Regions from separate parts of the Homo sapiens genome. Here region 1 is linked to region 2. The links are chromatin loops, found by intact Hi-C in ENCODE. Cell type or tissue: ascending aorta. All regions are shown on one strand.

Region 1 (5,000 bases), 140 kb before region 2:
AATTTAGAGCAGAGCCTTGCAAATGAGGATGAACATTTGAAAGAGCGATCTTCTGGAAAGCATAACTCAGATTACATCATTTTCTTGCTTCTAAGCCCTCCAGTGACTTCTCCTTGCTCTCCAAATAAAATCACCCATCTTTTCATGGCCTCCAAGCCTCCATATGGTCTGGATCCTGCCTAACTCTCATACCACTGTTGTCTGTTTCAGTCATCATACTCAGGTTGCACTGGTCTTCTGTTTCTCATACTCTCCACATTCATTACTGCTCCAGGGCCTTTGCATTTACTATTTTCTCTCCAGGAAGTCCTCATTCCCTAAATTTTCTTCATTTTTGGTTTTTTTTTTTTTTTTGCTTTTTAGGTTGTCCTGTCAAGAATACTTCTCCATCTAATATATTTGTTTACCACCCACTCTCTATATCCTTAACTTGTCCTAATCTCTCCATACCATTTATCAACATATAAAATTCTCATTTGCTTTGTGGGTTCTTCCTCCCACAGATTATTATTAGAAAAGAGAGAAATCTTGATCTTGCTCACTTCTTTATGACCAACACATGAAACAGTGATTGATACATAGTAGATATTCAGTAAACATTTGCTAAATGAAGAAATAAGCTTCTTTTATCACCACTAAAGCACCAAGATAAGTCTTTCCGTGCCTTTGTCATCTAGATTTATATAACCTCCTTAAAACTAAAAGCAATGCAGTCCCCAAATTTAGAACTTGTAGGAAGAAGTGAGCAAATTGCAAACATCATTCTTACATCCTTGAGAAAAAAAGACTTTTGTTTTTCTTTATATTTAAGGAAAGCTGAGTCTTTTGGCAAAAGGGACTGTTTGGAGACACTCCCTCCATGTGAACCAAAAGGTTACACATGCTTCTTCTCCAGTTTGGAGCTCAGCCCCCTGTTCTGGTTTCAATCTGGAGATTTCATCTGACAGCCTGCATATCACTACCTATGGTGGACTTGCTCTGTGGCCAGAGTTTACTTCTTCTTCTTCTTCTTTTTTTTGAGATGGAGTCTTGCTCTGTCGCCCAGGCTGGAGTGCAGTGGCATGATCTCGACTCACTGCAACCTCCACCTCCCAGGTTCACTCCATTCTCCTGCCTCAGCCTCCTGAGTAGCTGGGACTACAGGCGCCCACCACAAGGCCCGCCTAATTTTTTTTATTTTTGATAGAGACGGGGTTTCACCATGTTAGCCAGGATGGTCTTGATCTCCTGACCTCGTGATCTGCCCTCCTCGGCCTCTCAAATTGCTGGGATTACAGGCGTGAGCCACTGCACCTGGCCCAGAGTTTACTTAGACGGCACACCACATAACGAGCAGAACGTGCACTGAGATGGGAAGAACAGATTTTCCAAGTAGTTTAATTTCGAGAATTAACTTAAAAATTATCTGGTAACCTCATTCCTAATGTCATAGTGCCACGTCCACTTTAAAGTTTAAAATCTTGGAAATGGATTCAATCATCCATGACAAACATATGTTGTTCTTCTCAAGCAGAAGTATAAAATAATTCTTCTCCCTAACTTTCTGAATTTTCCTTTTAATAACTTGAAAAAATAACAGCCCTTAGTAGCCCACCTGTGTGTTAACAGTGATTTTTGCAAAACATAGCCAAACAGAAGTCCCTGTTTGCCTCATTTCAAGTTAATTTGAAAAAGAAAAGTTGGCTCAACCAAACTTATGCTGTAATGGTCCTTGCTTACAAGTCAGCAAGTACCATCTGAAAGCTTAGGGGTAGCACTCCATTTCCCTCCTGGATCCCTGGTAGTAGATGTGCATGCAAAGTGAATGCAGGTACAAACACCAAGTGCTCTCCCAACAGGTTTCCACTGTCATCTTCTTCACTTATAAGCAGCTAAGCCACAAATTCCCCTCTATCAGATGTCACAGGAAGCTACACAAAGTAGGATTTGAAATGTATATATGTAATTATGTCAAATCTGATGGCAACATAATTTACTGAAGAGCAGAAAGCTTATTGAACATGAGGCTATTTCTATTCCAAAAGCCTAGAACATAGAGTCAGTCTCATCCTCCCAACCCAGCCTTAAAAATCAGATGGAGATTCATGACATGGAAAGAATCACAGGGAAGATGTTCACATTGGTAGTGAGTTTGCCTCAATTTGTGTTCCTCATGACCATCTCTAGTTTTCAGGCCAATAAGGGCAGATACTGCTGGTAGAGCAGCCATGTTATATGATTTCCAATTTGTGAGTTAGCTCTTTGGCTCCCTAGGGTACCTTCAATAGCTATAGAATTAGCATCTATTGCTTTTCATTTGGTTCTTATCATCACAGAAGAGGGTTGGCCATACATAGAATAGTTGAGTTTTGGGGGAAAGCATTGGGTAAGAGGAAGGGAGTATGCACTAGAAAAAGTAGACTCATGACACACACTGTGGTAGAGTGGTAATTTTTGAAACGGGCTTTAACAGAGATAGAAAGAAAACTGTATGAAAACTCTTCATAATAATTAATTAAGCCTCTCTTAGTCCTAAATTGAGAAAAATGCAAGAATCAATACTTTTTTTTTTTTTTTTGAGATGGGGCTGAAGTGCAGTGGTGCAATCTCGGCTCACTGTAACCTCTGCCTCCTGGGTTCAAATGATTCTTCCACCTCAGCCTCCTGAGTAGCTGGGATTACAGGTGCCCACCACCACACCTGGCTAATTTTTTGTGTGTGTTTTTAGTAGAGACAGGGCTTCACCATGTTGGCCAGGCTTGTCTTGAACTCCTGGCCTCAAGTGATCCACCCGCCTTAGCCTCCCCAAAGTTCTGGGATTACAGGCGTGAGCCACCGCACCCAGCCAAAAATCAATAATTTTAAATGTTTCATACTTATTGACATTAATGAAACCTCCTGAAAAAGCATTTAATGCAACTCCGCTGATATTTTAAATTTACGTTCCTCACATTACAAGGTCAGGTCAGTTCCCCTGGGTTTCACAGAGCCGACGTTATCACATAGACACGACTTTGTTCATGCTGTGTATGGAACAACCCTTCAGAGGGTTGCTGAGCTGTCCATGGTGCTGGGAAAGCAGCTGTTTCTCCTCTTTGGTTCAGCAGGAGACACACATTCAGAAATGATGTGTTATCTCACAGTGCAGTGGCCCACACTTCCATGTTTATTTGGAAAAAGAAAACACATAGTATCTCCTAGTATTCTGCTTTCCTAACAAGCTTTGATTTGTTTAGGCTACCTCAATAAAGTATCTCTTTTTACTCTTTTACCCTTCAGATATTAACAACCACATTGAGGTACATGAATTTGCACTTGCTTGCATTTCTATCATTGCACTTGCTTGCATTTCTATTTGTATCATAAGTGTTTTTTCTTTCCAAACAGACTATAAGTGTAAGGGTTAAAGAAATACTTATGGATGGATTGAAATAACTGAATTCAAATTTAGGCTCCTCCACCTATTAGCTGATAACCTGGTTGAGTCAAGTTACTTTTTCTGCCTCAGTTTCTTTAACTGTAAAAAGAGGTGATTGAAAGCCACTAACTTTTTGGAAGTGCTGTAGTTTAAAGTATGCAGTGCTATATTTTAAAGTATTTTGCAAACTGTGACATGCTATGACAGTGTGCTATGACATGCTATGAAAGCAAGCATTTATCATGCCACTTTTTTTGTTGTTGGTATCACATGTAGTAAGATATTCTTGACAGAGCATTAATAGCATTAATAATTGAAGTTTTTGTTGTCTCCTCCAATTCAGAACAGGCCTATGGGAATGAAGGATCCATCTCATGCCAGGGGAATCTTATGAGTTATAGATATAAGAAGAATTTCACTTGAAAGAAAGTAGAGAAGTGTAGAAGCTGTAAAATTTATATCCGGTAAATAATTCAAAGATTAATACCCAAAGTCTCAGTCATCTCTAGGCTCATCATCATTGCCACTTCCTCGGTACTTGGCATTTCTTTTTTAAAAATGCCCCAGTCATGATTTAATCTGAACACATTCTCTTTAAATGATCTAGGAATAATTAAATATCCTGCCCAACATAATAAAGGGTGGCAGAGACAAAACTTGACATCGGATTATTCTGAATTCAAATTCTCAACCATCATGCCTACAGCCTTCTAAATCTAAATGAGTCTTCTAGGTATAGGTTAAATTAGGAGCTGGCCAAAACTTCTTGGATCCCTTATTCTGAAGTAGAACCTTAGAGAGCCTAAGTCTAGCATTTTAGAGACCACCCTGAAAATAAGCTTTTTTAGGAGGAGGGGGATAAGGGAAAATTTGCTTTGTGAATCTAACCCAAGATAATCTTCAGTTTCCATGATGTAACAAACCAGAGGTTGCACAAGCTGCTGGAATCACAAGAACACTAACTTACCACCTACCAATTTACCAAGTCAGTATCCATGAACCAACTAGAACTTACTTTTTGTGCAGCATAAAGAAATTCAATTAAAATGCATTCTGGTGGCGTTTTCAAAACTCAGCAACTTTAATAATTACACCATTTAAAAATTGCATTTAGTGCCATTACTTCTCATCCATTTAAATCCTCCCCATTCTTAAAGATCCAGTTGATATTCCCCTCCCTCCAAGAACATTCACAGATGGCTCCAACTTACAGTAATTTAATCTTTCTCTGCATACATATCACTTCTGCCTACACCATACATCTGTCAACAAATCATCTATTGCCCTGGAATATCTGTTTTTTACCTTGCTATCTAACTTATATTAATTGGCTTTTCGAATCTATACCTTATGTTTTCAACCTTACTGGAACACTAGCTCATCACAGGTGCTCAATAAATATTTGAACTAAAGTTAGCACTTACATTTTATTGAAACTGCTTAAGTTTCTGCTTCTTCCCCATTCTTTTCCCCCATTTTAAGTCCACAAAGGTATGGCTACTTTTTCTGTCATAATCAATACCGTATCCTTGGGACCAAGGATATCATAGGGGCTTATGTGCATGCTTGGAATAACTACAGTAATAAAAATATGACCTAGCTG
Region 2 (5,000 bases):
CCCTAACTCATTGTATTAAACTCTTACTATCTGTGCTAATTTCTCAAATATTGTATAAAAGGAGTTGTCCTCTAAAAAGAACAATTGTAACAGCTTGACCTTTCAGGTCTCATTCAGAAGGTTCTTACAAAGACAGCTCTCTATTATGAATAATTTACCCTTCTCAAGGCTGAATTTCCTCTGATGATACTTGACCTTCTCCAGGCATGTAGGCCATCCAAATGTAGCCCTTAAGTCAGCTGGACACTGGGGTTCAAAGATAGTTTTGCCTTGTCCATTGCTCAGTGAAGCCATTCCTAAGTATGCTCCCCAAAACATTTATCCTATTATCCTCTTAAACATGAGATTCCACGGCTAAATACGTCAGAAAACTGAGAAAACAAAAATTAAGTTGGTGTTTCCCAGTTGCATTCCATTAAACACTGTTGTGTGAGCTGTTCATAGATCTGACAGTCAAAGAAAAAAATGAAAAAACAGTTTGAGGTTAAACAATTTTGGCAAAATATAAATACTCTAATTCCCTTTTGGGAGATTTATGATAAACATTAGCATATTAACGCTTCTGGCATGTCCTGCTAAATAGTTTGACTTGGTGCTTCGCAGATTTTTTAACCTTAGGATATTTTTTTTATCTTGCAGGACCAGCCCGCAACAGCCCACTCTAGAAAAGCTTCTGGTTTAAGTTCTCAGCTCCTGTATTTATTTTTATTTTTATTTTTATTTTTATACGGAGTCTTGCTCTGTCACCCAGACTGGAGTGCAGTGGCATGATCTTGGCTCACTGCAAGCTTTGCCTCCCAGGTTCATGCCATTTTCCTGCCTCAGCTTCCCGAGTAGCTGGGACTACAGGCTCCCGCCACCACGCCAGGCTAAGTTTTTGTATTTTTAGTAGAGACAGGGTTTCACCGTGTTAGCCAGGATGGTCTCGATTTCCTGACCTCGTGATCCACCTGCCTCCGCCTCCCAAAGTGCTGGGATTACAGGTGTGAGCCACCGCACCTGACCGGCATCTCCTATATTTTTAAGGGAGTTGACAAAGGGTCCTCTTTTGGGAATCTGGGCCTGGTCCTGCCATCTATTATTTGGGTGACTGTGAACAAGTCACTCCTCTCTGGGGCTCAGTTTTCCCATCTGTAAAATGAAGATAATATACCATTTGTCTCTAACTTTCCTTCCAATTCTAGCATACCATCACCTAAACATATGGAATTGATGGGGCTACACACCAGAACATCATGACAAACTGTGTGTTTATATTTTCTTAATCTCATCCTCTTAATTGAGGCCCAGAGAGGAATAACTTACTCACAGTCACTCAGTTAGTTTGATGGCAGAATCAGGCTTAGATTCCCAAAAGAAAATCATCCACCAACTCCCTTCAAAATATATAAGATGAAAATTTAAGCCATATGTTTGTTTCCTCCAGAAATAAAATAATAATATTTTTCAAGCTATAGAATTCTTATACATACACATAATTTGTCCCTATCTGCCAGTACATCATAGAAGGTATTCCCCAGAATCACACTATCATTTACTTGTTCAGAACGTTGAGGTTTTCTCTGATTAGCCAGTTTTCAGGATAATGGGAAAGTGCAGAGAGTGGTTCAGGTGAACTGCAGTGGGACCTCAGGCAAGCAACTTTCCCTCTCTGTGACTTGTTTTTTTAATCCGTGAAAAAGAAAATAATGACAGTGTGCCCTCCATTCCTCTAAGATACCTTGTCAGAACTGTCAGTCATAGTCAGAAAACTCTGCTGCTATATGCCTGCCCTGTCCTGAGGTATCAGCAGAAGTGTCGCTGGCCCCGCTTGCTTTGCGTCAGCTTCCAGGTGAGTGCTGCATAAATCCTCCATTTGGTAGTATGAATGCTAGTATTATAAGTACAAATATAATGCCCTAATATCAGAGATAATTTACTTTGCACTAATGCACTTATCTTGATAATAATTCTTCTTAAAATCCATAGCAGGAAAGCATGATGGTTAATAGCTAGGCTCTGACATCCGATACCAGGTTTGAACCCAGCACTGTTACTTACCAGCTGTGCATCCAGGCAAAGTGTTACTCGCTGATCCTCAGATCCTTCATCTATAAAGTGGGAATCGTACGACTCACTGCAAAGCTGGTACAGCAATGCAATGCAATAATGTTTGTAAAGCTCTTTGTACATTCCCCAGGCATACAATATGTGGTCGGTTATGGCAATTAAAAACATTATCTATTTCAGACATAAAATGCAAGGAGATTGAGAAGAAAATTGTCACCATACCAAAGCCAGGAATTGGAATCCTGTACACCCATTAGAAAGGAAAACCGTAGTTGGTGTTCTTAGCTAATGGTCCTTTGGCTGCCTGCGATATTAGTGTTGGCCAGAGGCTCGTTAATGTTGTCATTGTTTATTATTGAACACTGCCACCTAGTGGATGAATTGGTCACATGCAGGTAAGGAAATCACGGAGGTTATGTCAGGTCACCTGGTCACACATGGAAGAGGCTGTTGTGTCCATCTTGTCCACACTGATTTCAGCTTGTTGACTTGCAGCCATGCCCAGGGAGATACTGGGGTGTTCCTGCTTATGTAGACTCCCCTCTATCTTCGCGCAGTTGTCAAACTGACACAAAGACCTGAGAACTGTATTCTTACACTGCGGCTATGTGAGCAGAGCCAAAGATCGGCCTCCTCTGACATGACCTAAGGCCCCTCCCTCAACACTCTAATCCATCATACCATTTTATTTTATGCAAAAGCATATCGTTGTCTGAAAACATTACTTTCTTTCTGTTTCCCATCCCCTTCTCTTGCCCCTAACTAGAACGGAAGGCAGCCAAGTGTGGGGCCATGTGAGCCTTATTCCTTTACGTATCCCTCGTACCTAACACTGGGCCTGGCACAGCGTAGGAGCACAAAAATATGTGTAGCCTATAGCATAAAAAATCAATGACAATGCCAATAATCACTGCTGTTATTGTTTATGGTTCCTACTTTTTGCCGGGCACAGAGCTAAGGTCTGTACATAGATCACCTCATTTAATCTCTATAATCAGCCTGCTTAGTGGGGGTAATGTCACCACCCACATAGGATCAGTAATTTCTAGGGCTTAGAATTGATCTTTCAATTTCAACAAGCATGGTTCCCCTTTGCTCAGTATTATAATGCCATACCTTATTTAATCCTCTCTTTTGAAATCCTTCTTATAGTTTCACCTATTTTACAGATTTGAAAGCTGAGTCTCATAGAAGTGAAGCAATTTGCTGAAAGTCACTCAGTTCAGGTTTAAAACCCAGGTCTTGTCTAATTCCAAAGGCCCTGCTGTTTTCACTGCAACATACTGCCCTCTATTAGATACATGGATAAAAAAGGGCTTTCTTAATTCGGTCCTGGAAACCCAGGCCTGAGTTTTGGTTAAGCCTTTGTAAGAAGCCTTTCTCCCAAGCTAAATCTCATATTGGTTTTTCTTGTAGCCAGGTCTTTATTGGTTTCTAGATGTCTCCTCCACGTTCACTTCAAAGACAAAAATTAGCTACAATTTATTGAAGATTTTATTATGTGCCAGGCAGGGTTCAAATGATCTCATTTAATCCTTATAACAGCCCTGTAAAATAGGTTCCATTGATATTATTCCTATTTTATAAATGAGGACACTGAGGGACAGAGAAGTTAAGTAATTTCCCCATGGTTACCTGGATTCTAAACCAGAGCGCTGGTTTGAACCTAGGCAGGCAGTTTCCTTCCAGGATACACTCCTAAGCACCAGTGGCCATCCTAGGGGACTATATCCAGGACATTTCCTTTGCTGACATCAGGTAAGGGAAGGCCCTCAGAAAACCTCAGGGGCAGCCCCACTCAGTAAAGCACTTCCCAGAATGTTTAAGCTCAGAAACTGTGCTGAAGTCAGAATACATAGAGATGCCAGGCATCCTGCAGCTAGCCCTCCTCCCTCCCGGTTTGCAGTCCCAGCCTACGGTTACTCTTCAATTAGTTTCCATCTGTGGCAGCAGCAATTCCCTAGGGGTACATGGGCCAAAAAGAGAGACCGACTCAGCCAAGAACCAGAAATATCCTCACTGCAGCAAACAAGCTAGTGATGGAAAAGAGGAAAATTTTCCCTTCAAGGTCTGGACATTTCTCAAAGACAGCCCACTCAGCTTATATAAGCCGCATGCACCACTAAAGGAACACAACCAAGGCCCCATGAATCTAGAACAATCTTGCCAATTACGTGTTAATTGAAAGTTATGTAGAGGCCATCCACATGCCCTTGGGGAAACTTGACACTGTACTTATTGAATTGTCTGTTCTGGATCACTGACCTGGGCAAAGGGGCTCAGGCAACACTCAAAGGACAGTGGCAAAGTCATTCCACATTCCATGGGTATCAGTTCAGAGTTTCCACCCTTTTTTGAACCTTTCCTCCAAATAAATAGGCAGTGATGGTGTTTAGGGACATTCTGGGCTTCCTTGTATTCATTAGTTCATGTTTTCATATATTTATGTACTTGTAAATTGACAAATCTTGTCTTGAATATACATTTGCTAAGTATCACCTCTGTTTCAGGTTAATGCCAGGTGCTGGGAACATCAAAGTGGGTTAGATACAGTGGGGTGCTGGTAAGTGATGGCCAACTGGCTTGCTATGTGTCGGGCTAACATGAATGCTGGTTGCATTTTCCTTTACATTAATGAATAAGACAAGATTGAAACTACGAAGATCTATGTCAGTGTCGTCTGTTAATGACCTGAGCTACTTCTTTGCTGAATTGAAGTGTCAATAATAGAAGAGTTCTTTAATTTTTTGTGTTGTTCACAGATACTATGACACGCTTTAAAGTTTAATCTGCATTATTGACATTTCTCCATCAGTTTCTTGAGTCTAGACAATTAACTAACAATAAATCAAGCCTTGGTTTATAGCATTTGCCAATCTTCATGTGCAAATAAGACCATCGTGGCCAATTTCAAGCTACCAATATTTTGCCACTAAGCATGGAGTTGAGGA

The links. A loop is a pair of places that touch in the nucleus more often than their neighbours do. Peaks named below come from ENCODE experiments on the same cell type or tissue, not always from the same donor. Only the 100,000 strongest peaks of a DNase experiment are listed, where the experiment ranks them.
Region 1: a loop joins it to region 2, with 2.6 times the contacts of the local background. A loop is called at or near these places in 5 of 110 quality-filtered maps.

Annotation. Positions count from the first base shown.
Region 1 is chr5:146,822,198-146,827,197 of GRCh38, forward strand. The region is part of intron 2 of PPP2R2B (protein phosphatase 2 regulatory subunit Bbeta); the gene reads right to left. Among named protein-coding and RNA genes, the nearest start is that of PPP2R2B, 54 kb to the right of the region's middle. RefSeq lists a silencer at 2,926-3,126. In ascending aorta, no CTCF peak of the experiment used is centred here; a DNase peak (open chromatin) is centred at 3,047.
Region 2 is chr5:146,963,820-146,968,819 of GRCh38, forward strand. It overlaps a transcript of PPP2R2B not described here. Among named protein-coding and RNA genes, the nearest start is that of PPP2R2B-IT1, 47 kb to the left of the region's middle. In ascending aorta, a CTCF peak has its summit at 2,423 (motif pointing left); DNase peaks (open chromatin) are centred at 2,432 and 4,012; H3K27ac peaks cover 943 bases.